Regions from separate parts of the Mus musculus genome. Here region 1 is linked to region 2. The links are chromatin loops, found by intact Hi-C in ENCODE. Cell type or tissue: left cerebral cortex. All regions are shown on one strand. Links, peaks and the distances in the headings refer to the core of each region. The heading gives the core; the rest is flanking DNA.

Evidence for each region. Hi-C counts contacts between places; a loop is a spot of excess contacts. Peaks named below come from ENCODE experiments on the same cell type or tissue, not always from the same donor. Only the 100,000 strongest peaks of a DNase experiment are listed, where the experiment ranks them.
Region 1: it touches region 2 in a loop (2.4-fold over the local background); 3 of 42 quality-filtered maps call a loop at or near these places.

The regions. Positions count from the first base shown.
Region 1 is chr1:46,840,531-46,857,295 of GRCm38, forward strand. Slc39a10 (solute carrier family 39 (zinc transporter), member 10) reads right to left here and starts at 13,088. Exons shown (of 10, transcript NM_172653.3): 1 at 12,941-13,088. In left cerebral cortex, for the core only: CTCF peaks have their summits at 5,760 (motif pointing left), 9,418 (motif pointing right) and 13,278; DNase peaks (open chromatin) are centred at 9,422, 9,819, 10,657, 11,216 and 4 more places; H3K4me3 peaks cover 3,749 bases; H3K27ac peaks cover 4,010 bases.
Region 2 is chr1:47,085,412-47,102,176 of GRCm38, forward strand. No RefSeq gene overlaps it. Among named protein-coding and RNA genes, the nearest start is that of Gm39638, 160 kb to the right of the region's middle. In left cerebral cortex, for the core only: no CTCF peak of the experiment used is centred there; no DNase peak of the experiment used is centred there.

The sequences.
Region 1 (16,765 bases), core at 5,707-13,706, 250 kb before region 2:
CCTGCTCTGGTTATTCAGACACATCAACCTTCCATGGATGGACGCCTGCTCAGATGATGGGAAGAAACAAAAAGAAAACAGCAGGTTGCGAAATCCACTCTCACAGCTGGGGAAATGGACGTTATACTTTTCTTCCTTTCAACCTGGAAGCAGCTACCAGCCTCAGCACAGAGGCTGGGAAATCTAGCTGCACCTCCAATTTGTGGAACTTCCTAAAAATTCCATGGAAGTTGAGAATTTTTTAACTCCCAAAGAGCATCTGTACGGTAGGAATATATAGCTGTCTCTTGTGAGACTATGCCGGGGCCTAGCAAACACAGAAGTGGATGATCACAGTCAGCTATTGGATGGATCACACGGCCCCCAATGGAGGAGCTACAGAAATTACCCAAGGAGCTAAAGGGAACTGCAACCCTATAGGTGGAACAACAATATGAACTAACCAGTACCCCGGAGCTCATGTCTCTAGCTGCATATGTATCAAAAGATGGCCTAGTCGGCCATCACTGCAAAGAGAGGCCCATTGGACTTGCAAACTTTATATGCCCCAGTACAGGGGAACTCCAGGGCCAAAAAGGGGAGTGGGTGGGTAGGGGATTGGGGGGGTGGGTACGGGGGACTTTTGGGATAGCATTGAAAATGTAAACGAGGAAAATACCTCATTAAAAATAAATAAATAAATAAAACATCAGGCAAGCTTATATACTACTCCACCTTAAATATACAAGTTCACCTTCAGAGGACTTGGCTGTACATTGAAAAAATATTCCACTATGTCTCAGTTTTTGAGTTCCTCAGGCTTGATATGCTGAGAGTATTAATTTTATAGTTAAGGATAGTTTTTAGCTGGCAAGACTTCTGCTAGCTCTGCAGGCATATATAATCCTACTTCACTCACCAGAAATGGAACGATGAGCTCTGGACAATAAATTACCTAGCAGTTGTCATCATAAACTTGTGTTCACACTTCGCTGTTGATATGGCATATAACATCACAGTCCAAAGCTTAAATATTCCATCCTTGTATAATTTCTAATTAAGAAGGTTCATTTATAATGAGGCAATGTCATCATTAAGCAATTACAGTATCCCAAAACAATTTCTTTGGATGAAAAGAAAAACACGAAGTTCCTTAATGTCCTGTATCCTCCCAGCACAGCTGTGCTCACACTCTGGCTATATCCTAACCCTGCGTCACTGTTCACTCATCTCTTTACCTGGGTGCTGGCCACGTGAGCAGTTGTCACTTCATGAGAACGGCTGACTTTTACACTTAGCCACTTCCCTACAAGGGTGTTGTCATTCAACCAATGCTTATTTTAAGACTGTCCAAAGAATATAAACTTCAACTCTGGATCAAAGGAACACAAAACACAAAAAAACAAAAGACCAAAAAATGAAACAAAACAAAAAATTAGAAACAGTTTACACAGGTGAATTTTTTTTTAATTTATCTTGAAATAGTTTAAAATTCAACAGTTCTAAAGACAGCTCCTCTATTCCCACAACACCTTCCAGTCAGCTTTCCCCAGTGTTCTTACATAATCTCAGGCCATGTTCAAAACCAAAAGACTGATATGAATAAATGTTAAAGCTATAAAAAAACACTTGACTGTCATCACATTTTATATGCAAAAAAGAAAAAAAAAAGAAAATAACCCAAAACACTTTTAGTCAGAGAAGGAAAAGATATTATCTGTCTTGCTTAACAGGACATGTTGTTGATAAAAGAAAATCTACCCAGATCCTTACATGAAATACAGCCAGGTGCTCAGGTCAACGCTTGCACTACAGCTGACAGGACACAGGTAGATTAGGCAGACCCTGTGCAAGACACACTTAAGTGCTTTGTGATTTCAGGTGTTCTTTCTCACTGTAGAGAACAATGTTAACTGGCCTGACTTACCCAGTTTACAATGCAAACATGAATCAAAATACATATACAATAAAGATGATTCATGTCAATTTACAGAAAGAGAAAGTTTGAGACATTTAATAGGATATTCTTCCATAAAGGCTTACAAAATTGTTCAATTAGTGATTCTATTGACGTTTTGCTTTTAAACTATATAATGTCAAGTTACACACTTCAATTTTTCAGGCAAATAGTGCACAGCACCTTATACACTAACTGCTATTATTACAAACTTTCTGATAGATATTTTACACATATCTGATAGATATTTTATTCTACACAAATACATGTAAATGTACAAAATTAAAGATGAAACACTCTGGAGAATCGTTAACCTTGAGGGTATACCCTCCAATTAAGATGAGATTTCAAGACTGCAGCACTGACCTCACGGGACAGTCAGGGCCTCTTTCTACCATATAATTGTATTTCACACACCATAACCAGAATGTAGATGGGACACTAGGAAAGTGACTCATCTAATACTATTACTATATCTAATACAAAACAAAAACTATTTTAAAGGGATAAGAAATCATCTAATAGCACTTAGCCAATATAAACAATATAAACCAAAGTCATTCAATTAGATACTAATTGTGACTGATATAGGAAAAAAGTACTAGTAAATACTAATGAATCCTATTTCCAGCACTAGGCTTCTAGAAAGGGCAATCAACTGGATATAAACTCCACATATCACCTAATTATTTCATTTTTAAAAATTAAAGAGGGTTACAAAAAGCATTTTAGAGTGTATTTTTGAAGAATACAGTTAATACCTCAGCCCAGTTCTCTCATAGACATGCATGCAATAAATACTAACAATAAAGTATTATAAGTTCATTATGCTAACCTTTTAAATGTTCTTCATTGTTATTTTGAAAGGCAAAGAGGTAGAAATTCAAAGAGAAACCATTAAACTGCTCAACTGGGATTTTATAAGTATATAACACTGTTAGTACACACGTGAAAATCCCTTCAGAAAATGAACCCACAGTTTAAAATGTTTTAAATGTCCATCTTAAAAGATTTCATCACAGCACTTGTTCAGGAAAACACAAGTAGGTTCTTTCTTTTGATCAAACAGTAGGAGCAGAAAAGGTGCGGTGTGGGAGTGAATCAGCTTGTGGGAGGATCAGCCAGAGTCAGGTCGGTTAGAAGGGCCAGCAAGACAGGAGAAAAGGCTTCTGCAAACGCCTGGTTACCCAGTTTCACTCTCAGAACCTGCAAGAGAGCTGGCTCTGCAAAGCTGTCCTGTGCCTTCTACACATGTACTATGCACCAATTACCTATACACACACACACACACACACACACACACACACATACATATAGACACACACATCTCCATGTACAGGCACATAGAAAAGTAAATATATAATTAAAATTTTTTAAAGATTTGTTCATGACTAGCTGCCTTATTAGTTATGAGTCCTTCAGTAAACAGTAACATCTTTTAATTCTTATCACTTATAACATGGGGCTACTGACCTTTGCTTGTTTTATAGTTAACCCAGAACAAAACAAAATAAAAATTCATACTACAGTTTTAAGTGGTAAAGGCTTTCGTTTTTATCTTCCTATGTTGCATCATTTACATGTTCCTTATGTGCAAGTATTACTTGGTGTTCATCCTCATTCCTCATGGACTCACTAGATGCATCATCTTATAGAAAGCATTGCAGACCAGAAATCAAAAATACTCACTTATTTACCATATCACTGCTACTGACTATCCTCAGCAAAATGAAGTCAATAACATCTATGCTCATCTACCAAGAGAACTAACATAATGCATACAAAACTGCTCTGGGAAACAATTAGGTCTACCAATGTAAGACATTACCATAATTAGATGTGATACGGCTAATGTTTGACTTAAAACTATATAAAGTACAAAACTAGTGAGAGAAGACCCTTAGTCATAGCTCAAAAGACTGTTATTAAAATGTTACAAGGGCATGAGTAGGACCAACTAGCACAGCCAAGAGGTATCAGGATCGTTCAATGTCAGCAGGAGTAGGAGGGACTCATCCAAGCATTACAAAGTTACTTAAGGACACAGCACTGCAGTATGGAGCTCTCAGAAAGAAACAGAACACTCCAGCAGTACAGTGGTTTGTGTCTGTAACCCATGTGACCAGCCATCTAACCTCCCAAAGCCATGTCCACAGTTTAGGATGCCAATAAAACTTTCAATAACTAAATTAAACATAATAAAGCAATCACTTAATCTTTCCACGAGGCTCATTCACATGACAATGGTAGATGTGTTCACTGAACATGAGTATAATTCAGTGTTTGACTTCCCTATAACTTAAAAAACAGACTATAAACATCTATGTCTTGATTTAAGATACCCCATTAAACAACATATCCAACAAAACTACAATAAACAGCATATTACCCCAATACTGTATTCCTGTATTCACTAATGTACATTTATTAAATATCTGTACATTACTTTTATTTCTGCACTTTCATCTTTTATTACAGGCATCCTTAAACATGCCGTCGGAAGATAACATTAATTTTTGCTAGTCTTTTCTACTTATGGATACAAGGAATACCTGAAATGAGCAAAAGCTCCCTAGCTGAGATGCCTTCCAGTCAGTAATTATTGAAATGCCTTAAAGCTTTTGAAATGTATGGCTTTTGTTACTCTTCAGTAAAGGCTTTGACTCCTTTTTGTTCCCTGTGCACACAGCCTTCCTTACAAAATGGCTGAGATGAGATGCCTTCCTTCATTCTTGGAACTACCAGGGTGGACGGTTTCACCATGTACCCATCTTTACCGCCCCCCTCTGTATTTTCCCTTTTCACCATGGTATCAGTTATATTTCCTTGATGTTACACCATCTTGCCATTCACAAGAACTGCCAGTTAAAATGATCCTTTTGAGCGTGGGAGTCAGAGCAATGACCACATGTCCCAGGGTAATGCTTTTCAAACACTGGCAGACGTTCTGACGCTGCTGGCAACACAGAGGCTACTTCTCCACCAGGAAACTTTGGGGCTAATTATCACTTTGAGCCACTAGGGCCTTCTAATTGTTGAACAAGTGAATTGACTCAGTTCAAGCATTTAGCAATCTCGTACAAAACTGCAATCTAACTTACCAGCCTTAATCATTTCTAACCTATAAGAAAACTGTACAAATCCCTGCACAAAGACTTAAATTCATTTCCCTCTGGTAACTACAATCCGAAGCACAGAGCAGATTTGGATTTTAATATCTAGGAGAAAAGAAGTGACAAGGATGCTATCTAAGGAAATATAAGGTCAGAAAAGAAAGTGCTGCAGGAAAAAATAATTGTTTCCTACGATGGATCAACTGTAGTAACATTGAAATCTTAAGAACATAACACTAAGTAAAGTTCTAAACCAAGACTACAAGTGACTTAGAAAATGCGAAGGTGGGAAGAGTGGGGGTACCCTAAGACACCCTGCATTACACAGGCAAGGCCTGCTGACTTCTGAACACAAGAATGTTAAAAAAGAATACAGGACACACCTTTTACCCTAAAAGCACTTCTTTAGACAACTTGATTTTTTAAAGAAAATCCTCAAAGTCAATGAAGTTTAAAAATATTTAGCTAATGAATATTTAGCCTAGCATGTGTAGAAGAAAATCACACCGGTCAAGAACTTCACAAGCTTTTGTGCAGTTTTAACCACAACATACACCTTAATTCTAATTTACACCATTAGTTCTAGATACTTGCCTGTAATTACCTCCAAGATGAGAAATGTTTACAAAATTTTATCACTGCTTACTCTTGCACTCAATATATTTAACAGAGAAATTCCAGATTCAGCTTTGTTGTATTGCCATCTAGAGTACAATTATGTCATTCTCATTAACAGTACTGCTACCTTTGGAATCAAAGAGCCTGCCTCATATTTTTATAATTATTCCTGCCTTGCCAATAGTTGTATCAACATGGATCAGTTTTTCTATAACTATGTCACATTTTCAGTTGTCATGGTGATTTTCAATGTCATTATTTAATTATCATTATTGATAATACCATATGTAAGCAACCATGCGTATGAAGATTTTGGAATTCCTTGCATGATTCTTAAATATAAGAAGCTTTCCCCCTCACCATAATTAATATATAATCTTATAAGCATAGTTAAAAACAGCAGTACCTCTAAAATACTAGGACCTCTTATATCCATTTCTGTTTTAGGGAAAAAAAACTTTCAGATCTGTAAATCCCAGCACTCAGGATGCCAAAATAAAAGGATTACGAGTTGAAAGTCAGCCTGGAATATCTACAAAATTCCAGGTCAGCCTAGACTACACAGTGAGACCCTATCTGGAGCAAGAATCTAGGAGTCTGGGGATGTAGCTCAGTGGTAGAGCACTTTCATAGTATGCCAAAGCTCTAGATTGGATCTCATCACAAAAAGCAAGCAAAAAGACAATCAAATTCTGTTCCAAAGAGGACAAAATGCAGGTAATGAACATGTTATGAAAAGGGATATAAAGCTAATTGTTTTACTTGTTTCAATTGTTATGAACTTTATGAAGTGTGTTAGGTAAGTGTGTAAAACTGTATCTGACAATAAAAGTACAAAATCCAATATGAAACTCTATAACTTCTGCTCCAAACGACTACTATAACTGTATAGAAACTTACTGAGATGTTTGTATTACACTGCTCAAGTACATTCAAATACTCACTTGAGAATATTCTAATTTAAAAAAATATTAAAAACAAAAATATTCCAAGCATTAAAAAAATATCAAAGTTTATAGGAAAAGAATACTCACATGTGTGAGTATAAAATATATCTTACATAATGTATATTATATGCATTATATATGCATACATATGTACTATATAAACTATAGTATATACTATTTATGTGTATGTACTTAACAGTATATATGTGTATATATGTGTGTATGTGTATATATATTTGTGTGTGTATACCCCCACTCACATATCACATACAATTAATGATGCTACATACTTTATATATACTGTTAAAATTAAACGAGGCTTTACATTTACATTGTGAAATACAATTGTATTATGTTGTTTTACTGATCTCATTGTATAACATAGGAAGAAATCACTAATGGCATCTACCTGATCTCTCACAGCTTCCTTGATAAAGAGCTTGTGTCTAACAGTATATAGTGCACAGTATGTCTTCACATGTAAGAGAATCTTCAGTAGGGAGTATTGAGAGCTAATAGATCCAAGTATGTGCTCACCAGCTTATAAGTATATAACTATGAGGTGCTTAATGAAGAGAGGAAAGGCAAAACAGGAAACAGGAAGAATGGAAACAGAGGCAAAAAGAAAGCATAAAAACAAAGATAATGTATTTTCTGCTCTAAAGAAGTTACAAGGAAGACACATTCAACTTCTGCATTACAGAAGCGAGACTAGGAGACATGGGGAATGTAGAAACCTATGGCAGTGGTAGGTGGGTCCCATTCCAGCCCTCCAGGGCATGCCAGCTCACCTTCCACCTCCAGACATAATAAAGGTGCTATTTCTCCTGTAGAAGATGCAAAAGGGGAGTCCTCAAAGCTTCTCAATTAGCTGTGAGTTATCGTCTGAACGAATGCATTACTAATCAAGTATTCTACCAGGAAATACTTAAGAGCAACAAGTAGAATACAATGAACTATTAAGAATGGGTCCGGGGTTGGAAGACTTACACTAGCCAGATAAAGCTGCAGAGTGGGTACCTGCTGTCCCCACATCCTACTCAGTGACACACCTTCTCATTTGCAGCCATGGATGAGACGTGAATGAGCAAGGCACATCCAAAGACAGCTCACCAAAGATTCGTCTCATTACTGCACCAATTTAGCCCACATAAAACACACCTCAGAAAATAAACTAGAAACTAATTCAGGAGAAACGACTATTTTAAAAGTCAAAGATCATAAAATACGTGACAGTGAATTCACAAATACTCTCGGTTTGTTAAACGTCTCACCTGAAATGTCTTAAGACATCAAACAGCACAGTAGGATACAGATCTTTATTACCTCACTGCAACTGAGATTTTCTAACTCCTATATTGAACGAAAATCAACTTGAATCCTAAACTGATCACTGAAAAGTCTCAGATGAATGAGAGGAATAAAGACTGGCCTCTGCTACAGTTCGCAGGAATTCTGGTATAACTCCGGTCAATAAGGATGCTCCCTACAACATTCTGAATTATGTCTCATCCCTAAAAGCTTTTTTGTAATGAACTGGCTCTAAAAGTTGAATATAAAGTAAGGACAAAATTATTGCTGTTGAAATGTTAATTCAAAAACTATTAGCTGATATTTCCCTTTCTTTCAATAGCAAAGTATCTTCTAAAAGAATTAAAAAGTGAACTTATATAGTGGGTAATTATAAAATCTTCTACTATTAACCACGAAAAAAAATAAAAAAAAATAGAAAAACCACCACCACCAAAAAGAAGAGGAAGAAGAGGAGAAAGAGAAGGAGGAGGAGGAAAAGGAAGAGGAGAAAGAGGAGAAGGAGGAAGAGGAGGAGGGAGAGAAAAAAAGAAAACCCTGACTGGAACAAGACGCTATCTATAATTTGAATAAACCTGTAGCTATTAGTATCCCATTAGAACATTTTTAACAATAAAAGTTCATTTGGTATCCAGTCCCTGAACCTGGATAGCCTACAATCCTGAATACGTTAAAAATAATTATGAAAATAACATTCTATTCTATACTGTTATGTGACAGAATAGAATACAACAATAACATTTCTAAGTACTACAGATGGCCTACAGTGAGCTGGTAATGATTTCAGTAACTGTGTTATTTAAAATTTCTCATTTCAGTTTTATATTGCTTTATACCTATTGAACACACTTCTAAATGTTTCAGTAAGTTTTAACCGAGAATTAAAATATTTTCTTATTTCAGAAAAATCTAAGCATGACTGTGGCCCAACCACAGATTTTATAAAAACAAATGTTTTGGAAACTGATAATTGGCAATATCTGAAACCATAAAAGATGAAGAAATCTAATGGTAATAACCTAGAGACTTTCTTTTTTTCAAAAATTAATTTTTAAAACAAAGTCACCATGTGATTTTGACGTTTTCAAACTTTATTATCAGCACAACACAGTTACATGGTTCAAAATAAGCCAGAAAGTTTACAACCCTTTTCAAGACAAGAAGCCCAGATTAAATAAAGAAAACTGTTCACATACAAAGCTAACTTCAAACATTTACCTCTCTAATTTTAACAAATTGCTTTTGCAATTAAAAACAAAAATAGCCCACATATTCTTTTGGAAGGTACCTTGATTCTCTGTCTATCCAGTTTTTTTTTCCCCCCACTTAGAAAACTCAGGGCTAAATGTAATCACAATCAGTTTAAAAAAAAATAGCTACACATTCTTATTGGCAGCAGTGAGCAGCTGGAAAGCCATAGGTGCATCCAAGGGAATGCAGTCTAAGGGCAGGTGCCAAGAAACTTCAAAGTAAATCAAACACTAGGGGGCAGCAAACTGTTGAGGATTGTATCAGGAAATCAACTCACAGACAAGACACAAAGACAGAGAAAGAGGATATGACACTGTATTCACTCATTTTGCTGTAGGGCTAGAGAAACCCAGCAAGTCACTATGGAAGTTAGTGGCTGCACTATGGAGACAGCTCATCTGCTAAGATACACCCCAGCCTTGTGTATAATTTTTAGTATGAGTTACACGATGAAAGATGGCTTAAAATTAAATCACTGTGATAAGAAGGTTCTTTGATTGCCTCCATTTCTCGTGCAATTTCAGTTGTCTCCTTTATCTAATGTTGGTTTAAAGTATTAGTGACTAAGTCCTTTTGATACAAAACTCAGCACTTCCACTCCTGAGGCAGGCACTACACTCATGACTAGTATTTTTATCCACATGATTTTAAGTCAATGCTGAGTTTGAAACCAACAGACAAGCTACCTACCTACACCCAGTCACTGAATGTGTCATAGCACAGGGATGCTTTGTGACAAAAAGCTGTGGGGTATAGGCTTCAGAAATCTGGCTTTGTAAAGAAACCAAAACATACACAGGTAAGTACAGAATAAAAGTGGTAAAAAGGCAAATGTACAGTTATCAGCTATTACATATGAGCTACAGATTTAAAAGATGTATTCTCTCAAAGGCCCAAGGAGTAGAAGCATTAAGTATCATCCTAGGGTAATCAATTATCAGGCAAAACAAAAGAGTAAATTCAATCATTACAGAAACGTTTGAATGTAGAAAGGGTTAGAACAACTATCTGGTTCATCATCATTAAAGGCCGTATTAAACTCCTGAATAGGTTTTATAATACTTCCAGGCTAAAGCAACCTGCAAAGGTAACCAAATTAGTTAATAGTATATCCAGTTTTTGAATCTTTAACCTCACTCCAAATCCCTAAATTCATCCCAATACTGCTCAATACCCAGGGTTCTGCAGAGCCAAGAGGAATGTAATATAAATTTCTTTAATTAAGAACAAATGTTCAGCTCAGCTATTGAACAATTTCCCTTGGGGAGGAAAAAATACACACACACACACACACACACACACACACACACACACACACACACACACACACCCCTATCTTCTCCATATATCGCTTAGGTTTCCTAGAGCAATGCTTGCATGCTAAACATTAGGCCTCCTCAAAGTAATTCAAACCAGGGTTGAAAATCTGGCAGAGCCAAAGGTGACTCCAAGGACTGAGGAAAGTGGATCCTGAGTTCCAGACACACAAGAGCTACATAGGGAAAGCATCAAGAAAAAACAAAAGTCTGGACAAAAAAGTGGGATGAGGGTGGTAGTTTACAAGCTATCTCAGGGGACTAGAGGCTGTAAAAGGAAGACCTAATCCAGGTAGCACCTTGTAATGAAATCTGAAATGCTACGGAATTTACAATGTTCTGGGAACTAACATGCTCCAACTTTGTCTGGACAGGTCTCAGGCAAACTCTAACTTTAGAAAAAAGGTTGTAAAATGTCCTTCAGTGTAAGTACCCTGGCTTATACAAAGTAAAAGTTCAATTTATGTTCAGAATTGGGCCCTAGCCCAAGAAACACTCCATTATTTAATATATCCAAATATCTCCTAATTCACAAACAAAAGCTGAAAACACTTCTGGTCCTGAACATTTCAGATAAAGGGTATTCACCTGCATAGCTCATGATACATATCCATACAGGCATACATTATTTGCAGTACTAACAATTAAGTGTAGATTTGTGCAAACCCTGGGCAAGTTTCCTACCACTCAGCTCTTTTACTTAACTTTTAAGACAAGCTCCAGGACTCTAACTTGCCAGCTTCCTTCCTCAGTCTCCTCCCACCCCTGCTCCCAAAGTAGCTGGGTTTATAGATCTGTGCCTTCAGGTATCACCTGAGAAATCGTCTTTGCCACCTCTTTTAAAGTAGCACCAAAACCATTCATTCTTGCGCATGGGTTCCTAACCACGCTTAGTTGATAGAATTCAGTTTTGTCAATTTGGGGAGAGATTAAAACCACTGAAATTCAGTTACTTTTCGGTGAGGATGTAACTTCCTGAATACAGGCCAAAATTACAGTAATACAAAACACTTAAATCCTTTAAGTATAATTTTTAGTTCTTGCTAGTTTGAAGTTAGTCATTATTAGGCAGGCCAGTACCGTTGATATTTAATGCTTTATTCAAGTATGGCTTACTCCATCAAAGCCAAATAGTTTCCCATTAACTCTTTCAATGTAACTTTATGTACCCTTAATAATCTATAGTCACAATCCAAGACCCTTATTCTAGAAAACACCAAATGCTAAAAATGCCCACCAGCACATTTTATTTCCTTCACAGCATTTATCACTTTATCACTGATGTGTCTTTCATCCTACTGTAATGTCCAATGCACATAGGAAGAGGGGTGTGTGGGATGGACTCCCAAGGTCCAGGAGAAATGACTCACAAGGTACTCAAATACTTGTAGATTACGGGAATCCTAACATTACTCTGTACACAGAAGTTCTGCTTTGTTTAGGCTTCCCAATAGCACTGTTAACAATTCTAAGCCTCCAGCTCTTGTATTACTTTTTCTTAATTACCATTAGATACACATCCAAAAAGAAAACATACAAGAAACCTGTCACCCGCTAGTTACCGCACTTAACGGAGACATAAATAAGTTTCTAGGAGACGGTGGGTTGTACTGTCTTTTAACTCATGCTTTGTGTCACTTGGAGCAGACACTGGGGTGAAGGACCCTTCCAAATCGGTGGCGGGGCGTCCTGCGGTGAGATTTCTTCCACGTGCCCAGCTCCTTAAACTCGGCCCATGTGGACAGGCTCCCACGTGAACGCGTCTTCTCAGAAGCCGCAGGAAGCCCTTCCACGTCACGCCACCCGACGCCTCGCCAGGCTGGAGAGTTCCGAAGACCCCCCCCCCCCCAAGGGAGGAGCGAAGCGTGGAGCGGATGCGGACCCCGCGGTGGGCCGGCCACTTCCCTCCGCTCCCAACCGCGCCCACGCCACCCTACACCCCGGTGGCCGGGAACAAAGCCCGCGGCCGCACCACGGTCGCCCCACAACCCGGCTCCGGGACCCGTGGGCTGCGCCACACGCAGTTCCCGCGCGCCCCACCGAGCCTTTTCGGTTGGCCCGGAGCTGAGCGGCCGCCGTCCGTTACCCCCCGCAGACGAGCCCCTGGGACCTGCCTCGGGTCCCGGGTCCCCCGTACGGCGGCCGCGGGAAGCCCGCGCAGCCCTCAACCGGCGCTGCCCGCTCCGCGGCCCCGCAGCAGGCCGTGGGGCGCGGGTCCCCCACCGCCGACGCGGCACACTCGGCTGGCCCCAGCCTCACGCGCCGCTCTCCTGCTCGCCGCCACCGCCTGCAGCAGCTGCGAACACACGCGTCCCAACCCAGAGGCCCCGGTGCCAGCCCCAACCCGGCCGCCCAGCCTCCCCAGCCGTCCCGGGACTCCCAGGCTCCGCCGCGCACGGGGCCGGTTCTGGGGGAGGGAATGTAAACAAATCGGGGTTTTATAGTTACCTCACACTCGAGTGCCGTGTGCATCTCCTCTCCGCTCGGTACCAAACCCCGGCTGCACCCAGTCGTGTATTCTCCAAAGCCGCCTGCGCTATCTGCGTCGCGGAGCCTAGCGCGAGAGCCGGCGCTCTACGCCGACGGCGCACTCAGCCTGCTCCGGCTCCCTGCGCAGCCGCACCCTGGCCGCCTCAGCGCTACGCCGGCGGCGCACCCGGCCCGCTCGGGCGCCCTGCGCAGCCGCACCTCGGCCTGATCGGCGCTACGCCGGCGGCGCACCGGCAGCGTTCAGCCATTCACTTCGCGGACGCGCCTGGCGTAGGAGAGCGGCGGCACCGGCGGGAGCTACACCGACTGGCGGCAACTGGAAGAAATTAGATCTACGCAAATTGCGGAGCTCTGTAGCTCCGCGCTAGTTTTGTTCTGAGAAAGGACTCCTCGGGGATTGGGGGGAGTTGGGGCGGCTTTTAACGCATGCGTGGAACGGCCTTGGTCGCCTCGCCTGGCCTCGCACGTCGGTTGCTGAGGCCTTGGGCTAGCGGATGAGACGTAGAAGCCTGGAGAACGAGCGTCCTAGGCCGAAGTTTCGGAGTGATCAATTAGGATTGCTGATCTGTACACGGGTTAGACATCTATATTAAATTAACTCCGCCCCCTCTGTCCCAGCGACCGTGCCAGTCTCTGGGCAAAACTAAACTTTAGTGCTATGTGCAAAGTGTTTTGCATAACTCCCCCCACCGCACCCCCATTTAAAGAGCACTTACAGTGGGACTTCCCAAACAGAAAGGAGTTGAGTTTAAAAATGTCACGTAGTTCTGGTAGCTTTGGGTACCCATCCAAGGACTTCCCACCACCTTCTCTTACTGGAACAGTTTTACACCCAAAGGCAAGCCCCCCCCCCCCCATCCGCCCAGCAACACCGGTGCATTCATGCTTATATCCTGCCTGTTCTTGGATCCCTTTGCTCACACCGCCATTCTCAATGGCCTCCTCCCCTCTTAAGCAACTAACAACCCACAATTTTCTTAAAAGGAGGCTCGGCAAACTCTTTGCTTCATTATTCATTACTCTGCTTCCTGACTCTTAATTCATGTCTAGGCTTATTTGTATTCTGCCCAGATGCCTGTGTTTCTGTATTCAAGCTGAGCGTATTTACTAGTGAAAGTGAATTCTGGCCTTGCTTTATGGATGAACAGAGTGCATATAACTCTGAGCAGTAGTAATTGCCAGCTTTATGTATCAGGTACCTCCAGCATGCTTTGCGTGTGTATTAATTTAATATTCCTAACAGACTGAAGAATGACTACCCAGGAAATAAAGTCATAGGAAATAAGTAACTTGCCTGAGAGAACCGAGGAGGGGCATAGAAAGCCAAACCTATTCGGTATGGCTACGTGGCCTGTCTCGCTGACTTGAACTCCATGAAAGAAGCTGTTTTGCCTTTTGTTTTCTACCTGTACACGGAACATCTTTCGAGTGCTTAATGAGTGGCTAAAACCACAGTGAGCTTCTTCTACTCCTCTTTCTCTGCTGTCAAAGGAAGACATTCTGATAAGTCCTCAGGCCTCAACATTAGTGGAAGAAGATAGCAGAGTGACCACAGTCCTCAGACCCATGAATTAAGCTGGGGATTACACAAAAAGTAATGACTTAAGTTGTATAGAGTTTACCAGTAGATCCTTTGGGTACAAAGCATTAAAATATCCAATTTGCCATGGTATTTTAAGGCTTCTAATTATTTGATTAAACACATTGTCAATATATATATATATATATATATATATATATATATATATATATATATATATATTTATAAACATTTTTCAAATAAGTTAGAGCCCTTGAGTCAAGTTTCGAGCAGTGATTTGGGGCTATTTGTTTACAAAACCAATGTTCACCTGGTTTGCACAGGTACATCTAAATACTTGGTTAAACACTGAAGTATGACCATGGAGAGCAGTTAGTAGCTACAGCTGTTAATGGGATTCCTCCATACTCCTCAATCTCTCACAGTCCTTTCAAGATTTTCGAGAATTTCAGATTGTGGCAACTAAAGTGCTAAAAGCTTCAGTCACGGTATTATTTCATGTATCTGTATCTGAAATTTAAAGGTAACCGTTTTACTTCTATGAGGCAATATAGTGAATCCAATGAATCTTTTAGTTCTTCCAAGGATTAGGAAAGAGCCAAATATAACAATGGGCATACAAATCACACCCCACCTTGAACTTTAACTGTCACTAAAGGAAGCCCAGGACAGAGGCCCAGCTTCCCTTCTAATTTTGAGAAAGTGCTCACCATCCACAACACAGTTATGGTGGTAATGAAATCTACAAAGGGCAGGAGAGATTCTAAGAAATCAGACCTTTCAAACCCAGTTGTTCTTTTCATGAATCAAGATTAGTAATAATAAATGATTTCTAAAAAAAAAAAATCTCCTTAATACACTTGAATCTAAACACGGATTCTCACATGACCAAATAGATTTGGATCATCCTAGAAAAGTCATTAAGAGAAGAAGGAAGATTAAATGGAGTGAAATACAAGGGACTGAGCACCAGAACAGGTATTTAAAACCTGGGAAAGGAAGGTGTCAGGCTCCTGTAAGCAAGGGTCTGAATGTAGGCTTTAAGTTGAACAGTTATCATTTCTAGAGACTCGGTGGTATTCCATACCTGGGAGTGAAAAACTTAGTTCAGCATCCTTTGTGAAGCTGACTCTTCCATTAAAATAGCTGCACCCTGGTCTAGGCACTGCTAGGAGAAGGGCTTTCCTCTGAGGGTTGCTGAGGCAGGTGCCAAAGCAGAGAAGATGTAGAGCTACCTCAGATTCACGTCAACATGCCCTTCAGAGTAAGATGATCCAATTCATGAGAAAGAGGAGGTTCACTCAGAAGAGTAAACTAAAGCCAAGACATTTACCCCTGTGGCATCAGGAAGCTTCCCTACCCCACCCTATTCTGCATACTCACTCACCCCTGCTAGCTCTTCAGTGCTGGGCCTTATTATTCTATTATTTATTTATGCTGCTCATGGAGTATATATAGTTTTTCAGGCGTTTTGTGAAAAAGACGTTCCAACAAAGCAGCAAATGTGCTTAGATTCTAAGGCTGGAAGGGTGGAAGGGTGCAGGACAAAGATAAACAAATAGCCCACTTCTCTTTCTTGCTCTCAGGCGGCATTTCCCACTCAAGAGTATTAAAATGAAGAAAAACAGGTCTGGTGACCCCCTGCAGAAGACACAGGACCCAGCTGCCACCAGGTGGCCAGTTTAGATCTTTTAAACTTCCAGCTGCACAAGCTAACTTGACTTTCAATAACTCAGCTCCTAGTCCAAAGGAATCAGAAACAAAAGCAGCAAAAATTATCATTAATATCGCAAATCTTAAATGTATTTATGATTATTACACTTCAGTTTAAGGGAAATTACCAACATGAGAACAATTAACCATGAGTTACCATTAAATATCTTAAAAGTTTATTGAGTTAGTTGAAACAAACACTTGTTAAAGATTCATTTTTTAAAATGTCATCACAGGAAAACAAGTTTCAGATCTTGCCCAAAGCTTTCTGGTAATAATGAGAACCATTTCATAACTAACATCTACAGAAACAAGCAAGTCTATCACTTGAGCCAAGATATACTTAGCAAATATTGCCTACTTTCATTTGTCAAAATACTCAACAACATTGTTCATTTTGGGGAAAGCGATAGATGAAGTGTTGAAATGACTAACATGAGTTAAAGTTCATTTGTTATTTGTTAAACTTCTAGAAGACCTTGTTCAGTTGTTAGCACCTATGCCTTCGGTCACAAACATCCAGAGCTGTA
Region 2 (16,765 bases), core at 5,840-13,839:
ATGATAATTGAGAGTTTGGCTGGGTATAGTAGCCTGGGCTGCAGTTTGTGTTCTCTTAGTGTCTGTATAACATCTGTCCAGGCTCTTCTGGCTTTCATAGTCTCTGGTGAAAAATCTGGTGTAATTCTGATAGGCTTGCCTTTATATGTTACTTGACCTTTTTCCCTTACTGCTTTTAGTATTCTATCTTTATTTAGTGCATTTGATGTTCTGATTATTATGTGTCGGGAGGAATTTCTTTTCTGGTCCAGTCTATTTGGAGTTCTGTAGGCTTCTTGTATGTTCATATGCATCTCATTCTTTAGATTTGGGAAGTTTTCTTCAATAATTTTGTTGAAGATGTTTGCTGGACCTTTGAGTTGAAAATCTTCATTCTCATCCACTCCTATTATCCGTACGTTTGGTCTTCTTATTGTGTCCTGGATTTCCTGGATATTTTGAGTTAGGATCTTTTTGCATTTTCCATTTTCTTTGATTGTTGTGCCGATGTTCTCTATGGAATCTTCTGCACCTGAGATTCTCTCTTCCATCTCTTGTATTCTGTTGCTGATGCTCAAATCTATGGTTCCAGATTTCTTTCCTAGGGTTTCTATCTCTAGTGTTGCCTCGCTTTGAGTTTTCTTTATTGTGTCTACTTCCCTTTTTAGGTCTAGTATGGTTTTGTTCATTTCCATCACCTGTTTGTATGTTTTTTCCTCTTTTTCTGTAAGGACTTCTACCTGTTTGATTGTGTTTTCCTGTTTTTCTTTAAGGACTTGTAACTCTTTAGCAGTGTTCTCCTGTATTTCTTTAAGTGATTTATTAAAGTCCTTCTTGATGTCCTCTACCATCATCATGAGATATGCTTTTAAATCTAGGTCTAGGTTCTCAGGTGTGTTGGGGTTCCCTGGACTGGGCGAAGTGGGTGTGCTGGGTTCTGGTGATGGTGAGTGGTCTTGGTTCCTGTTAGTAAGATTCCTCCGTTTACCTTTCGCCATCTGGTAATCTCTGGAGTTAGTAGTTATAGTTGACTCTGTTTAGAGATTGTTCTTCTGGTGATTCTGTTACCGTCTATCAGCAGACCTGGGAGACAGATTCTCTCCTCTGAGTTTCAGTGCTCAGAGCACTCTCTGCTGGCAAGCTCTCTTACAGGGAAGGTGCGCAGATATCTTGTATTTGGACCTCCTCCTGGCCGAAGAAGAAGGCCCAAAACAGGACCTTTCTCAGACAGTGTGTTGCTTTGGCAGTTCCCAGGTGGTACAGACTCTCACCTAAGCAGACTAAATTCCTAAGTTCCTTGGAGTCCCGGGACCAAGATGGCGACCGCTGCTGCTGTGGCTTAGGCCGCCTCCCCAGCCGGGTGGGCACCTGTCCTCCGGTCCGGACGGTGGCTGGCTGTCCCCGGCCCACAAAGGGTGCTGCCTCAGTGCCCTGCCTTTAACTCTTAATTTCAGGAAATCCAAAGCCCCTTTTGCATGCAAATATTCCACATACAGACAGCAGGCATATGAACTGCATATAAATTAAAATCAATTATTTACAATATATTTTTAATTTTAATTGGCACTTAGTAGTTGTATGTATTTACTGACAGTCAGTACATGCCTGTACACAATGGATAGTAGTCATATTATGGCAGCTGCAATATCTGTCACCTTTGACAGTTGTCATTTCTTTCTCTTTTTTCTCTAAAACTTCTTTTGGTTCTTTGTAAATTTCACATCATGCATCTCAATGATATTCATTTCCCTTTTCCCTCCCCTCCTACCTGCCCTCCACTCTTATAACATAGGCCACAACAGAGAAAAGAAATCTCATTTTGGAAGCTATAGTGTGTCACAGTTTGCTTCACAGTATACCCTTTTGTTCACACTTTGCCTGCAAATGCTCACTGCAATCACTTGTTGGTCTGGTGTGAGGCTTCTGCTACTCTAGCTATACTGGAACCTCCCTGGAACTTTTCTTGGGTATCCCGTTGTTGCCCTGTATCACAGAGATCCTATAGCTTTGGATCTGTAGAACCAGTTCCTTCATTCAGTCCAGCAGTTCATTGATGAGGTAGATGTTGAGGTGGACCAATCAGTTACCATTTCTTTATGTGTATATATTTGGTATATATGTGTATCAATTTGAAGATGATAACCATATGTGTTCCCATTCTAGCTCCTACACAATTGATATAAAGACCTATTAAGTTTATTAATAATGTTTAAGCACTATGACTGGGCAAATATTTATCTCTTCTAACCCTCTAATCTATCTACTTACCAGCCACAAGACCCATATTACTTGCACTTTGAGTCTTTCCCTGGCTTATTCTGCTTCTTCTTCTTTTTTTTTTTTTTAACTTTTATTTTATTTTAATTTTTGTATTTTGTTTTTTTAATTAGGTATTTATTTATTTCATTTACATTTCCAATGCTATCCCAAAAGTCCCCCACCCGCTCCCCCACCCACTCTCCCACCCACCCACTCCCACTTTTTGGCCCTGGTGTTCCCCTGTACTGAGGCAGATAAAGTTTGCATGACCAATGGGCCTCACTTTCCACTGATGACCAACTAGGCCATCTTCTGATACATATGCAGCTAGAGACACAAGCTCTGCGGGGTACTGGGTAGTTCATACTGTTGTTCCACCTATAGGGTTGCAGATCCCTTTAGCTCCTTGGTTACTTTCTCTAACTCCTACATTTTATTCTGCTTCTTGTGTGTACTCATGGAGAATTTCTTGGTGATCTGCTCAACATGGCCCCTCCTGGACCCTCTGCCTTATGGCCACCTACTTCCCACCTCCCCTTCTTGAGTCCTCCTTTGGGATCAGAAGTCCTACATTCTCTGTCCAGTCATATTTTGATCAGTTTTTTTTTTAAAACTAATCAGAGATAGTTGAATAACATTCTTTACACAAGATAGATGTAGGAGATTGTTCAATAATCATGACAATTCTGGCATCTAGACTTTAACCAGATATCTGGGCACAGAAGTTAGTATCTGAATATACAGTACACAAAACCATCCCCCCGACATTGAAACATTCAAAGTCCTACTAGTTATTGCGCAGCATTCTGTTACTTGTCAATCATAGTTAGCCTAGAGTGCTACATGACATCAGTACACAAAATTTTAAGTTAAAAACAATAACTATATATTTATTTAGTACAGTTTGATATACATTTCTTTAAGTTGCACTTTCCTGTTGACTAATAATGTTGAGCCACTGCAACTGACATAAACAAAAACTAACTAAGTGGGCAAAATTTTAAGACCTTTCATCAAGAAATGTATATAAATAACCATATTAAAAGTTACTCAAGGGGTTGGAGAGATGGCTCAGCTTTCAAGAGTGTTTGTTGCTCAATGTACTCTCTTGACCTTGCACTTACATCTTATACACTCATACATGCAAGCAAAATAGTTTCACACCAAAATAAAAATAAATCTTTTAAAAAGAAGTTTAAACAACAAACAAAACAACATCATCAACAACAACTTAAAGAAAGAAAGCAGTAAAAGAAAAGAAAACAAAGGAACAACAGACAGGCACATAGAAATATGATCTTCCCCCAAATTTTTAACTGGGTTGCAAGGATGCTTTATAGTTTGCAGTTTCTTGAGACTTCAGTTTAATTCTGGTTTAATTGGATTAGATCCACATTTAGTTTTCTACATTCAAGAGATGATTGACAGTCAATTACGGCCAAGCAGTTCTCCACCTTAAGTGGGAGAAGTAATACTACTACTCACCCAGGGAGAAAGGTTTTATATGTCTCTCTCTGAGCTGGTTGTGATCTGCTTTAGTCAGTATAAAACAGCAAAAGTGACATTGTGTGACTTTGGCATCAAGGCATTGAGTCCCCCCACCCCTGGCCCCACACAGATTTCATTCTCACACTCCAGCTGCCCTGGGTGTGGGGTATACCCATTGAGAAAGCCTTGTTCTGGTTAGTAGAAAGAGGGGGACATGAATTCATCCCAGTGGAGACATTTAGGAAGCCTTCCTAGTCAATGCTTGGTTATTGTTTCAAGTGTCAAGTGTCTCTTGATTACTCACAAAGCAACAGGTAAGTTACAGAGTAGAAACGAAGCTTCTCAAGAGTGGTGTACAAACTGGATTTTGGCCAGGAAAAAGCTAAGGTGCTCAGTGCTTTAAAGAAACAGGCTGAATTTGGTGTTGAAATACTTGCTTGTAATCCCAGCATTTCAGGAAGCAAAGGAGGAAGATTTTGAGTTTAAGGCCAACTGAGTTTCCATAGTGAGACCCTGTCTCAAATATCCAACTAACCGTGGATCTAGAAAAGATCATATTGAGTGAAGAAACCCAGACCCAGAAAGACAAACATTGCAGGGTCTCCCTCATCTAAGGCTCCTAGCTCCAAATCTTCAGATGTGAGTACATAACCTGGAGTAACTGCAGAAAGCAGCAAAGTAAAAGGGGGACTATTTCTGTGGAGGATGGGGGGAGTGCAATAGAGGTGTGAATAGCAGAGTACTTGTGATCTGATCAGGGAAATGAAAAAGGGGGGCTCCTAAGGGAAGGGGGTAAATACAGAAGGAGTGAGGAGGACGAAGGATGTGGTAGTTTGAATAGGAGTGGCATCCATAGACTCATGTGCTAGAGTACTTGGTACACAGGGAGTGGCACTATTAGGAGGTTTGACCTTGTTGCAATAGCTATGACTTTGTTGGAGGAAGCATGTTATTAGGGGTGTGGGACCATGAAAGGCAGCTTGTTTTCTGGTTGAGCTAGGTTTAAACCCTGGAGACCCAGCAGGTATTTCTGCAAGGTACAGAAGGTGTTTGCCTGCCATGTTTCTAAAATCCAGGCTCCTGACACGAGGCCTCAGCTCTCCATAATTCTGTGGCCATCAGTCATGTAGGGTAACGCTCCAAACCCCTGGTGTTCTGTCTGGACTCCACCTCCACAGCAATAGCCGGGTATGTTCCTCCCACAGTTACCTGACAACATCCAGGTAGTCCTGGCCCAGTATAAAAGGGGCTGCTTGCCCCCTCCTCCCTCTTTTTACTTTTTCTTGCCTCTCTCTCTTGTCCTCTTGCTCCTTCTCTCTCTCATATTCCCTTATCCCCTCTCTCCATGTGGTCATGGCCAACCTTCTCTACTTCTCTATTCTCCCCCGTCTCTGCCTTTCTCTGCCTCTACTTCCCTCTTAGCCCTTCTTCCCAGACACTCCTCCCTGCAAAAGGTATTTAATCTCAGGCCTGCCCTGAGAAAGTGAGGCATGGTTTCACTCATCACAACTCTCTGCCATGAAAATAAACACCTTAAAACCATGGACTATCTCTTCTCATCAGGACCCACTGTGGGGAACAATTCAGCAGGTCTTTCTCTAAAGAGCTGTGCCTTATCTCACACAGGAGACCTCTCAGCATTCTCAGCCACAGTTACCACCCAGCCACCTGCCTGAGCAAGCCAGAGACACTCTCCTTCCCACGGGAACCCCACACTCTGATCTCAGCTCATCCATGGCATCCAGCAGTGTCTGCGGTGCCCAAGAGTGAGAACCTGCTATTCCAGGCCCCATGTGCAGCCTGGGGACCCACAAGCTGTACTCCAGCAGGTCCCCAGGGACCTCAGACTGCACCTCCCCACTCCTGGAGTGCAGTCCTGCTGTTTCTTACAGGCTGACACCCTGGCAGTGGTGGTGTGGAGTGTGTGCAGTCAAAACCATGCATCCCACCTTGCCCAGTGGCCTGAGCCTTGGGCTGGACAACCCACATGGGGGGTGGGCTTTGAGGTCTACAGAAGCTGAAGCCAGTTCACTTCCTGCCGCCTGTGGATCCAGATGTAGAACTCTCAGGTTCATTTCCAGCAGCATATCTGTCTGAACGCTGCTGTGCTTTCTGCTGTGATGATAATGAACTAAACCTCTGAAACTATAAGCCAGCCTCATTTAAATGTTTTCCTTTATAAGAGTTGCCGTAGTAATTGTATCTCTTCACAGCAATAGAACCCATAACTAAGACTGTGGGTAAAATAATATGTCTAAAAAAGTTACAAGGAATTATATTATTAACTATTTATCTTTAAAAACTATAATACACATAGTTCTGTATATAAATATACATATATAATTTTAATGAACTTTTATCATCTTTGCTGACAATGTTCCCTCCAAGACTTAGACACTACCTAATAATCCATCTGTAGGTATGAGAAACCCTCCTTTGAGTTGTTAAAGAGACTTCCAGAACATACAACCTATTGCCTTTGATTGTCTTCTGGACATTGAAGGTAAATTTCCATTGCTAAAGACACCATGAACTTTTGACATAGGGGCTGAGGCCTGTAAGCTGGTAACAACATGAATGATACTGACCTGAGGACTAGCTTTCATGGTACCACAAAGCACCAGGCAGGCTTCCAAGAGACAGAAGTGATCAAGAGTCTGACAAATGACTAGTATGGCACGACAACCCTAAGGGTGCAGTATTGGTACACATGCCTTGGTGGTAACCAATGCTCTCCAATTGGACTTAAGACCACTCCAAGAGGGAAATTATGTCTAGTACTGGAAACCTTGCCAGCTGCACAGGGATAATAAATTTACAGATTTTGAAGGATAGCCTACAACTTCCACTTTATTAAACCAGTGTAATCTCTAATTACTCTCTAAACATTTGTTCTTATACCCACAGATAAGTGTGGTCTTTACTCCTTGTCAAGGACTCTCATCTTGGTATTAGACAGAGGCTGCTACAGAAAACCCAATCAAAATGCAGAGTTTTCATGCCTAGTTCCAATGGATACAACTATAAAACAACTTCAGCATCTATGGCTCAGGGAACCGTACAGAACTGTGTGTGGAATACAGTAAGATGCAGAGGATCACGAAGTTAGTTGTGAGACTGTCTCCTAGTAATATAATGAACTACACTCATGAAGACTCACCAGCATGATGTTTTAAACATGAGCTGATCAAGACAAATAATAGACATGCCAAAGTGCAGGAGGAAAAGCCTACAAAGCCATAAGCCTACCCAAAGAACTAGAGGTAATAAAGGAATGCTGCAAGTGGGAGAAATAGCCTTTCCCAAGGAAGAGCGTACCAACTGGCTATCCAATACAAATAAATGGTCAACCCTGAAAATATACATACCAGTAACATTATATAGGCATAGGATGTTACATTTACTTATATATATGTGTACACACATACATACAAAAATAAGTACTGAAAAAAAGAGAAATTTGAAAGAGCAAGAAAGGGTAAAGAGAAAGTTTAAAACAAATAAATAAACGAAATACAGAACTCCAACATTAGGCATAAGAAAACCTTTTGGAGTTGTTTGTCAGGGTTGTCCAAGAGATTTCCTAAACATACAGCCTGTTGTATTTGCCCTTGTCTGTCCCTTTAGTGGTAGTAGCTTTCTCCATTCCCTGACTACCTAAGGGAACCTTTCAAATGTAGTGTTTTGTGACTAACATGGGTTATATATAGCATGAAATACACCTGAACAGGAAAAGTTGCAAGATTTGTTACTTTAAACAATCCAGGGACAGTTCTCAGGATCTTGTTCTAACCACAGGAGAAAATGGATCTGTGACATGCTGTGAAAAGACTGAAAGACTTAGATTGTACCAAATAAACAACAGTACAAAGAACATATTTTAAAAAGTCCTAAATTTTACCTCCCCAAATAATTTCATTTATGTAAATATTAAAATACTGGATGTTCTAAAGCCCATTGTGTAGTATAGAGAATTTATTGCATGTATTTTACATTATAGAAATGAGCATACTGTTTCTTTTGGGGAGGTTGCAAACCTCTCTCAGAGTTGATCCATAAATACTTGTTAATTGAATAAACTTGACTCTTTTGCCTTCTTTCACTTGCTAAGCTCTCCGACATATTTCATTCTGTACATTAAACATAGATGTCATTAATGATATTTTAAAAACAAATACTGTGAACTCTGTAGTCACCGTACATTTAAAACCTTTATACAGGTCCATTGTGAATTAGTGACTAGATTTTTATAGGGAATCCAAATAGCATCAGCAGAAAGTCATTTAGCATAAAATTATATTTTCCACCCACTAGATAATTAGAGCGTGGTGCATGCAGGGAGGAGAGGGAGAGGAAATTATCTGTCAAGAATATCTCAAGGCATTTGGCAAAGGTCCAGTTTGGGATGAACCTAGGTAGCATCTTGTTATAAGCATTGAAAAAGTAATTTTCTTTCTGAAATTGAAAAGGAATGTAATGTTCCTGAAGGGAAACATTTAGTAATAATCAAGTCAAAGCGCAAGGATCTTGATTCCCTTCTGTGACCTTAGCTGCAATATGTTAATAACCCTGCTTCCCCACTCCTAGCCAGAGCTTAGTTCAGAGCTCAGATTACTGGAGACCGTAGTTCCCAGGCTATCATTTCATGGTAGTCAGGGTTGAGCTGATGGACACTGCTAAACTCCTTTTGTTTCAGAAATGTACAACGGACACTTAGTCTAACCAAGCCCTCTATAATAAAAGAAAGAAATCACTTTAGTGTCAAGCATGGTGGCACATGCCTGTAATTTCAGCACATGGGAGGCTGTCGTAGGAAAATTGAAATTTCAAAGCCAGCTTGGCCTATAATGAGTCTTTGTATGGAAAAAGTAAAATAAACAAATGATATCTCAAATAAACAGCAGAAAGAAAATATTTTAATGGGCTATGTTAATGTCAAATTCTGGCTGATATACTTTTATTGACTTACTATAATTATTTAGACATTTGAACCAAAACAGAAAATATGTAATAACATTTGCTACACTATTGTTTTGCAAAAGTGGGCAATGCCAATAGTGAATGATTATAATTCTAAAATGAGTATGTTAGATATCCAGAAAATTCAGTCCTATTATAAGCCCTTTAAATAAACATAGTTGTTGGCAATTTTATTAAAACCTTATAGTTTCCTGCTGATAAAAACTCTACACCACCCCAAATCACTATCTATTGTCTTACATACTTTTTAAGAAGAAAGGTGGTGTGCTTAAACAAGGGCTGGCTTAACAGTCATCACAAACTCTCTTTTCTTTATTGGTTGCATCTTGAGTACCCTGGTTCTGTTCTGGGCAGTCCCATACTGGCAGCAAGAGATTCCTTTTTCCATCTTTCTTTCTGTGAAAGGATCTCTCACATAGCCTTCTTGACAAGTAGTCTTCCAGCTGAGATTATTTTCATAGACAGAGAAGCAAAAGAAGGAATTAATTCCTCACAGGACGAGACATGTCACTGTTTGACAAGTTTAATTTGCACTGGGTTTTCTCACCAGGAGTCCTGGCTCTGCCTGACCGGGCAAGCTCTTCTTCTCTGATGCAGCCCTTCAAACGTATCAGTGCTACAGCATAAGAAGTGTCTGCTCTCAGAGAGATCACTGGCTTCAGTTGTAGCTGAAAGAGGGCAGAGATGAGGAAATTGGGAAGGGAATCTGACAGGAAAGAAAGAAAACAAGCAACTGCTTCTGCTTTCCCTTTCTCAGGTGACAAATTTATTCCCTTTGAGAGTTGTGTATGTGGCAAAGATGATAATTAAGCTGGTCAACCATTTGAGAAATAATTTCTAAATTGTATTCCTACTACACATACTACCCAAATTGGCTGGAGGTGAATAAAATGTTTAAGAAGAAGACTATTAAAGTACTAGAAGACTTATAGGATACACATAAATAAATTATATATATATATATATATATATATATATATATATATATATATGGATAATACAGCATAGTATGTAGCACAGATATGTATATACCAAGTAATATACAAATGTACGTTTTCATTCTTAGGGAGGCCAAGTCTATTTTTGTGTGTGTGTTAAAAATTGTTAAATGTAATCATTTAAAAATATGAGAGTCTCTTTCCAAACTCAAGGAAGATAAGACTTTATTTCTGTGAAATTACCCAAATTCCAGGCTTATAAATACTTGTCTCTTCCCTTCATTGGAACTAGAATGGATAATGACAGTTAGACAATGAGACAGGCTGGGGTGGAGTATGAGAGATGAAGGGATGCAAACGTCCTGTCTTTAATTTCCTGGAACTTTCTCACATGGCCACTCCTAAGGTCTAAAGCCACGGATGGTCTTTGCAGTGAAGTAGCTCTTAGAGGTATCTCTATGAGTGAGTGTCATGCAGATTTAGGGAACCAGGCTTCATTACCTGGGTGTACAGTGTAATCTGTCTCCTTTGGGATGCTGCCCTTCTCTTTGCCAGATTGCTGCCCTAGACAGCTCTGAACTTGCCTCCACTGAAAAGCCCTGCCCACAGTGGAAGGGACAACTCGCATTTCTGACACTTTCCCCATTGTCTTTTCTTCTCTCTCCTGTCCTCTACTCTTTCCTGCCATAAGATGTAAGATGGAGAGTGATGAGGAAGATTCTCAACACGTACACTGAAAGTCTTCTCATGCATGTGTACACATACTAGCACATATGTAGGTATGTAACAAAAGAAGGTAGTAACAAAGACTTTGTGTTTATCTTCAATATACATCTTTCCAAATGAAGATATAGAAAGGGAACTCCAATGTGTTCACTATTGCTGTTCCTGGGAAGATAGAGAGAACTCTGGGTCATTTTTTTTCCATTTTGTAACTGGTGGCTTTAAATATATGTATATGTATTCTGAAGGTCATTTCCAAGTTGGCATGAAATGGAAAACTCAGGAAAGAGACATGCCAGCAAAACAATACCCAGAACAGCAAAATCCTCAGCCACAATAAGACACCCAATTCTACTTCCTCTTCATAAGTAGAAGATGACATATAAGGAACTCTAATAGGGACCTGTGAAAAGTTCAGTTCCCAGGGCATTCCTTAAGTTCCTTTCCTCATAGGTAGATAATCTCTGCTTTTCACTTTCATTTACCCCTGAATGCTGCAGTTATGGGATCTCAATTCTAACCTAAAGGGAATCTCTTGTGATGAAAAGATTATATATTTATAATTAGGTCTCTGACAACTCTGAATCTTCGAACCATAATTGAGAACAGGAAAGAAAATAAGTCAAAAGCATGTACTGGGTCCTTGAGCAAAGTTTCAAGTCTTGGAAGGCTGACAGGAGAACACAGACCTCTGCCAGATTGTGTACTGACAGGATAATTAAGGTGTATGTGACTGAGGTGGGAGATGGAGATCAGTGGCCACGTTCAAGGGCACAAGTGGAAGTAAGAATGTTGAAAGCCGCCCCTCACCCCCCACTCCCGCCACAAAACAAAAACAAAAACAAAAAAACAAACCAAAAACCAAAACTGAAAAGCAAGAGGATCGAAAAACACACAAAGGATGTTGCAAAATGTAACTTAAATGGGAAGAGTTGAGGAGACAAGGAAAGAAAAAAAAAATGAGGAGCTTCTATGAAGCAAGCTTGGAGAAAGAGATTTATATGTTACAATAAAAATAAATAGCGAAGACAAAATAATCGTGAGCTGTGAAGAATTGACTAGGACTTAAACAAACTTTGTGTGTGTGTGTGTGTGTGTGTGTGTGTGTGTGTGTGTGTGTGTGTGTAACTCACTGTGGGAACTTTCTAACTTTCTGAATGCAGAGCCTTAGACCGCTCAGCCATCTTGTCTTGCTCACCTTGGGATCTTTCACACAGTTTTTAATAGGCAGGGGAGCATGGGTCCTAAGCTTCTACATCCGGAGCAAGCTCTAGTTAAGGGATGCTGAGGTTTCAGCTCTTCTCTGTGGGCTTGGAGAAGCAAGGGTCAAGGAGACAAGTGAGCTTTGGAAGCAAAGAACTTGAGAGAATATTTCAGTTTCGGTATGTGCCGGCATGGAAGCCAAAACAGGCTGAGAGAGTTTGTGCTAACTGGCTTTCAGCTGCCCTAAGTAGGAGTGAGCTCATCTTTTGAGAACGAGATCCTGAAGGACTCCAGGCATGAAAGAAGTAGGGAAGTCTTGGATAACTGTCATGAGACGCTTATTAGGAGATCAAGAAGAGATGAGCTGCTTTTTTGGTGAGGTGCATTAATTAAGCCATGGGACGAAGTGTGGGCTTTTAGGAAAAGGAAGTAAAGATGATTTTCCCCAATTAAAATTAATGAGATAACTTTTACCTGCAGTAGCCACAATGTGCTTGCTAATGACTGCTTCAGAAGGCCCAGGAATGCAGCTCACCCCCATCACCTACATATTTCCAGCAGCCACATCTTGGATTTAATTCAGTTTTCTAAACCTTTTCTATTTGCCCAGTGTAATGAAAGTGAATTAAAAAAATACAACTGCTAGCTGTAATGAGGCTGCCCAGAAACAGAAAAACAAAAAACAAACAAAAAATACAGAAAAAGTGAAAGCTCTTGGATTGTCTAATATATGGGCGGTTTCCAATTTACCTAAGTTAATATTTTCACAAGTAATTATTCTAGTTGGCATCCACCCAGGATTGGGGGCAGCCATTAATCCTTTCACAGCAAATGTCGTGGGAACTCCTAAAGACCTGAAGACCTCCTGAAGGTGGTGTGGGTTTGTCCCCTCTGAAAACTGCTTCCCCTCTGATCCTTTGTCATGTGTCATGTGACTTATTGGTGGCTGGTACATTGGATTTTTATTTTAAGTGTGAAATAAAAATATATTTTAAAAGCAAAGCTCTTGTATGTGTTAGTGTGTATAAGTAGAATACAAAAAGGAGAAAAGAAATCTCAGAGATTTGTTCAATGAGGAGTCCTTCAGTAGTAGCTTGTAGTATTCATAGAGTACTGCAATAATAGAGCGGGCCGATGGACTGCCTGATAACTGGCAGGCCTGAGACATGTCTCTTGCCTGCCCAGATCTGTTCCAGCTGTAACTGTAGCTTCCCAAGCCTGATACAGATTTTGGTCTTCCCATCCCTCCTACTAGTAGCGGTGTTAAAGACTTTGAATACCCTTGACTTCTTATTTTTCCTAGGTTAATTCCTAAAACTGCAGTCTTCTCTGAAGTTGCTTCCCTCTTCACTAAATGACCCAGTCCTTCATCTCTTTCCTTTATGCCTATTTACATATCAAATCTCCTGTATTAAACCATTAGTTTCTTAAAGATGAAACTCAGCTAACTTCATCAATACCCTTCACAGCATCTAATTTTGTCTTTAAGGAGTTATTTGCATGACTGTTGTTTTAAAAACAAAACACAATTGCAATGAGATACTTAGATGGAGCTCAAAGCAATGGTGTTCCTGATGTCTCCTTTCCAGTTCTGGAGCCCAGCAAGCACTGTGCCAGCTCAGGTTTCTCCACATTCATCACACCGTAGCTTCTAACTGTATGTGGGTATGAGATAAAGGATTGAAAAGGATCTTTGCAGGATGGCCAATCAGGGCAGTCTTGATGAGTTAGACCTTGTGCTCACAAGCAGGAATGAAATGCATTAAACTTTATAGAGATAGTTCCCATATTATTGAATCACAGAGGCTAGAGAAAAAGGCGAGAGTTATAAATTTAAGGTTAATAGCATACAGAAAAAAATAATTCAGGCCTTTAATGTCCTATCTCTATGCACCTAAATCAGTCAATGCATTTTAACAGATGAGATGAATTTTACATACATATAACCTATGGGAAAGAGACTTTTTTTTTTGGTAGAACATGATTTTAATATTTTCACCTGTTAATATCAACAAAAATAATTATTTTAAGATATATTTCATTGTTATGTCTCCCCTTTGATATCTGATTTTATTAATTTGGATACTGTCTAGGTGCCCTCTGCTTAGTCTGGCTAAGGGTTTATCTATCTTGTTGATTTTCTCAAAGAACCAGCTCCTGGTTTGGTTGATTCTTTGTATAGTTCTTTTTGGTTTCCATTTGGTTGATTTCAGCCCTGAGTTTGATTATTTTCTGCTGTCTACTCCTCTTGGGTGTATTTTCTTCTTTCTGTTCTAGACCTTTCAGGTGAGCTCTCAAGCTGCTAGTGTGAGCTCTCTTCAGTTTCTTTTTGGAGGCACTTAGAGCTATGTGTTTTCTTCTTACTGCTACTTTCATAATTTTTGGTATCATGTGTCTTCATTTTTATTAAATTCTAAAATGCTTTTAATTTCTGACTTTATTTTCTTTCTTGACCAAGTTATCATTGAGTAGAGCATTGTTTAGCTCCCATGTGTATGTTGTGCTTTCCACTGTATTTTTTTTTTTTTTTTTTTTTTTTTTTTGGTTTTTAAGACCAGTCTTAGTCTGTGGTGACCTGATAGGATGCATGGGATTATTTCAATCTTCTTATATCTGTTGAGGCCTGTTTTGTAGCCATGTATATAGTCAGTTTTGGAGAAGGTGCTGAGAAGAAGGTATATTCTTTTGCTTTAGAATAAAATGTTCTAGAAATATCTGTTAGATCCATTTGGTTCATAACTTCTGTTAGTTTCACTATGTCTCTGTTTAATTTATGTTTTCATGGTCTGTCCATTGATGAGAGTGGGGTGTTGAAGTTTTCCACTATTATTGTGTTTTTATGTATCCAGTCTGTTAGTCTATGTCTTTTTTGGGGGGAATTGAGTACATTGATGTTAAGAGATATTAAGGAAAAGTTATTGTTATTTCTTGCTATTTTTGTTCTTGGAGGTGGAATTATGTTTGTGTAGCTATCTTCTTTTGTGTTTGTTGAAAGAAGATTACTTTCTTGCTTTTTCTAGGGTATAGTTTCCCTCCTTGTATTGGTGTTTTCCATCTATTATCCTTTGTAGGGCTGGATTTGTGGAAAGATATTGTATAGATTTGGTTTTGTCATGGAATATCTTAGTTTCTCCGCCTATGGTAATTGAGAGTTTTGCTGGGTGTAGTAGTTGGAGTTGGCATTTGTGTTCTCTTAGGGTCTGTATGATATCTGCCCAGGATCTTTTAGCTTTCTTTTTTTTTTTTTTAAAGATTTATTTATTATTATAGCTGTCTTCAGACACACCAGAAGAGGGAGTCAGATCTTGTTACGGATGGTTGTGAGCCACCATGTGGTTGCTGGGATTTGAACTCTGAACCTTCGGAAGAGCAATCGGGTGCTCTTACCCACTGAGCCATCTCACCAGCCCCTATAGCTTTCATAGTCTCTGGTGAGAAGTCTGGTGTAATTCTGATAAGTCTGCCTTTATATATTACTTGACCTTTTCCCCTTGCTGCTTTAAATATTCTTTCTTTGTTTAGTGCATTTGGTGTCTTGATTATTATGTGATGGGAGGACTTTCTTTTCTGGTCCAGTTTATTTGAAGTTCTGTAAGCTTCTTGTATGTTCATTGGCATCTCTTTCTTTAGGTTAGGGAAGTTTTCCTCTATAATTTGTTGAAGATAACTTACTAACCCTTTAAGTTGGGAATCTTCACTCTCTTCTATAGCTATTATTCATAGGTTTGGTCTTTTCATTGTGTCCTGCATTTTCTGGATGTTTTGGGTTAGGGGCTTTTTGCATTTTGCATTTTCTTTAACTGTTGTGTCAATGTTTTCTATGGTAACTTCTGCACTCTCTCTCTCTTCTCTCTTCTATCTCTTGTATTCTGTTGATGATGCTTGTATTTGTGACTCCTGATCTCTTTCCTAGGTTTTCTATCTCCAGGGTTGCCTCCCTTTGTGATTTCTCTATTGTTTCTCTTTCCATTTTTAGATTCTGGATGGTTTTGTTCAATTCCTTCACTTGTTTGTTTTTTTTCTTACTGTACTTCTTTAAGGGATTTTTTTTTTCTTTCCTTTTTAAGAGCTTCTAGCTGTTTACCAGTGTTCTCCTATATTTCTTTAAGGGAGTTATTTATGTCCTTCTTAAAGTTTTCTATCCCCATCATGAGAAGGGATTTTAGATGCGAACCTTGCTTTTCCGGTGTGATGGTATATCCTGGACTTGGTATGGTAGAAGTATTGGGTTCTGATGATGCCATGTAACCTTGGTTTTTGTTGCTTATGATTTTACACGTTCCTCCCGCCATCTGATTTTATCTAGTGCTACCTTTTCTTGCTATATCTGACTGAGGCCTGTCCTTCCTGCGATCCTGGTTGTGTCAGAACTCCTCAGAGTTCAGCTATCTCTGTGATCCTGTAATCCTGAGATCCTGGATGTGTCAGAGATCCTGGGAGTCAAGCTGCCACTGGGACCCTGAGATCCTGGTGTGACCAAGCTCCTAGGATCTTGTGATCCTGTGATCCTGGGCATGTTAGAGTGCCTGGGAGTGGAGCTTCCTTTGGGTGTTGTGGGACTGGCTGTGAAGTTTGTACCCAAGGTCTACCGAAAGAGACTTTTGTTTTTGTTTTTGTTTTTTTTTTTTTGTTTTTTTGTTTTTTTGTTTTTTTTTTTTTGTTTTTTTTTTTTTTTTGAGACAGGGTTTCTCTGTGTAGCCCTGCCTGTTTTGGAACTTACTCTGTAGATCAGGCTGGCCTCAAACTCAGAAATCCACCTGCCTCTACCTCCCAAGTGCTGAGATTAAAGGCACGTGCCACCACTGCCCAGCCGAAAGAGCTTTTTTAAATGTGGAATTGACAGCCAAGCTTGGGTTGCTAGATGATAACAGAGTCATGTGGTGGGAAGTTTTAGAATAATTCTCAGAACTTATTTCCAGAAGTTTTCTTGTCTAACAGATTCAATAAAAAAAATTCCAGCTGACTTCAGGCTTTAATGTACCACACTGCTGCATCTTTGTGACCTACCATGCTGCTACATCTCTATGACCTACCATGGGGCTGTGTCAGTCTTCAGCACAGTGCGTAAAATATTGATGTCTAATAAAACAAAAAACAAAAAACACAGAAAACAAAAAACAAAAAAATCAAAGACCAAAAATAAAAATCTTGGTCTGCCTTACTTTAAGGACAAGGGTTCTTTATGTATTCCAGGC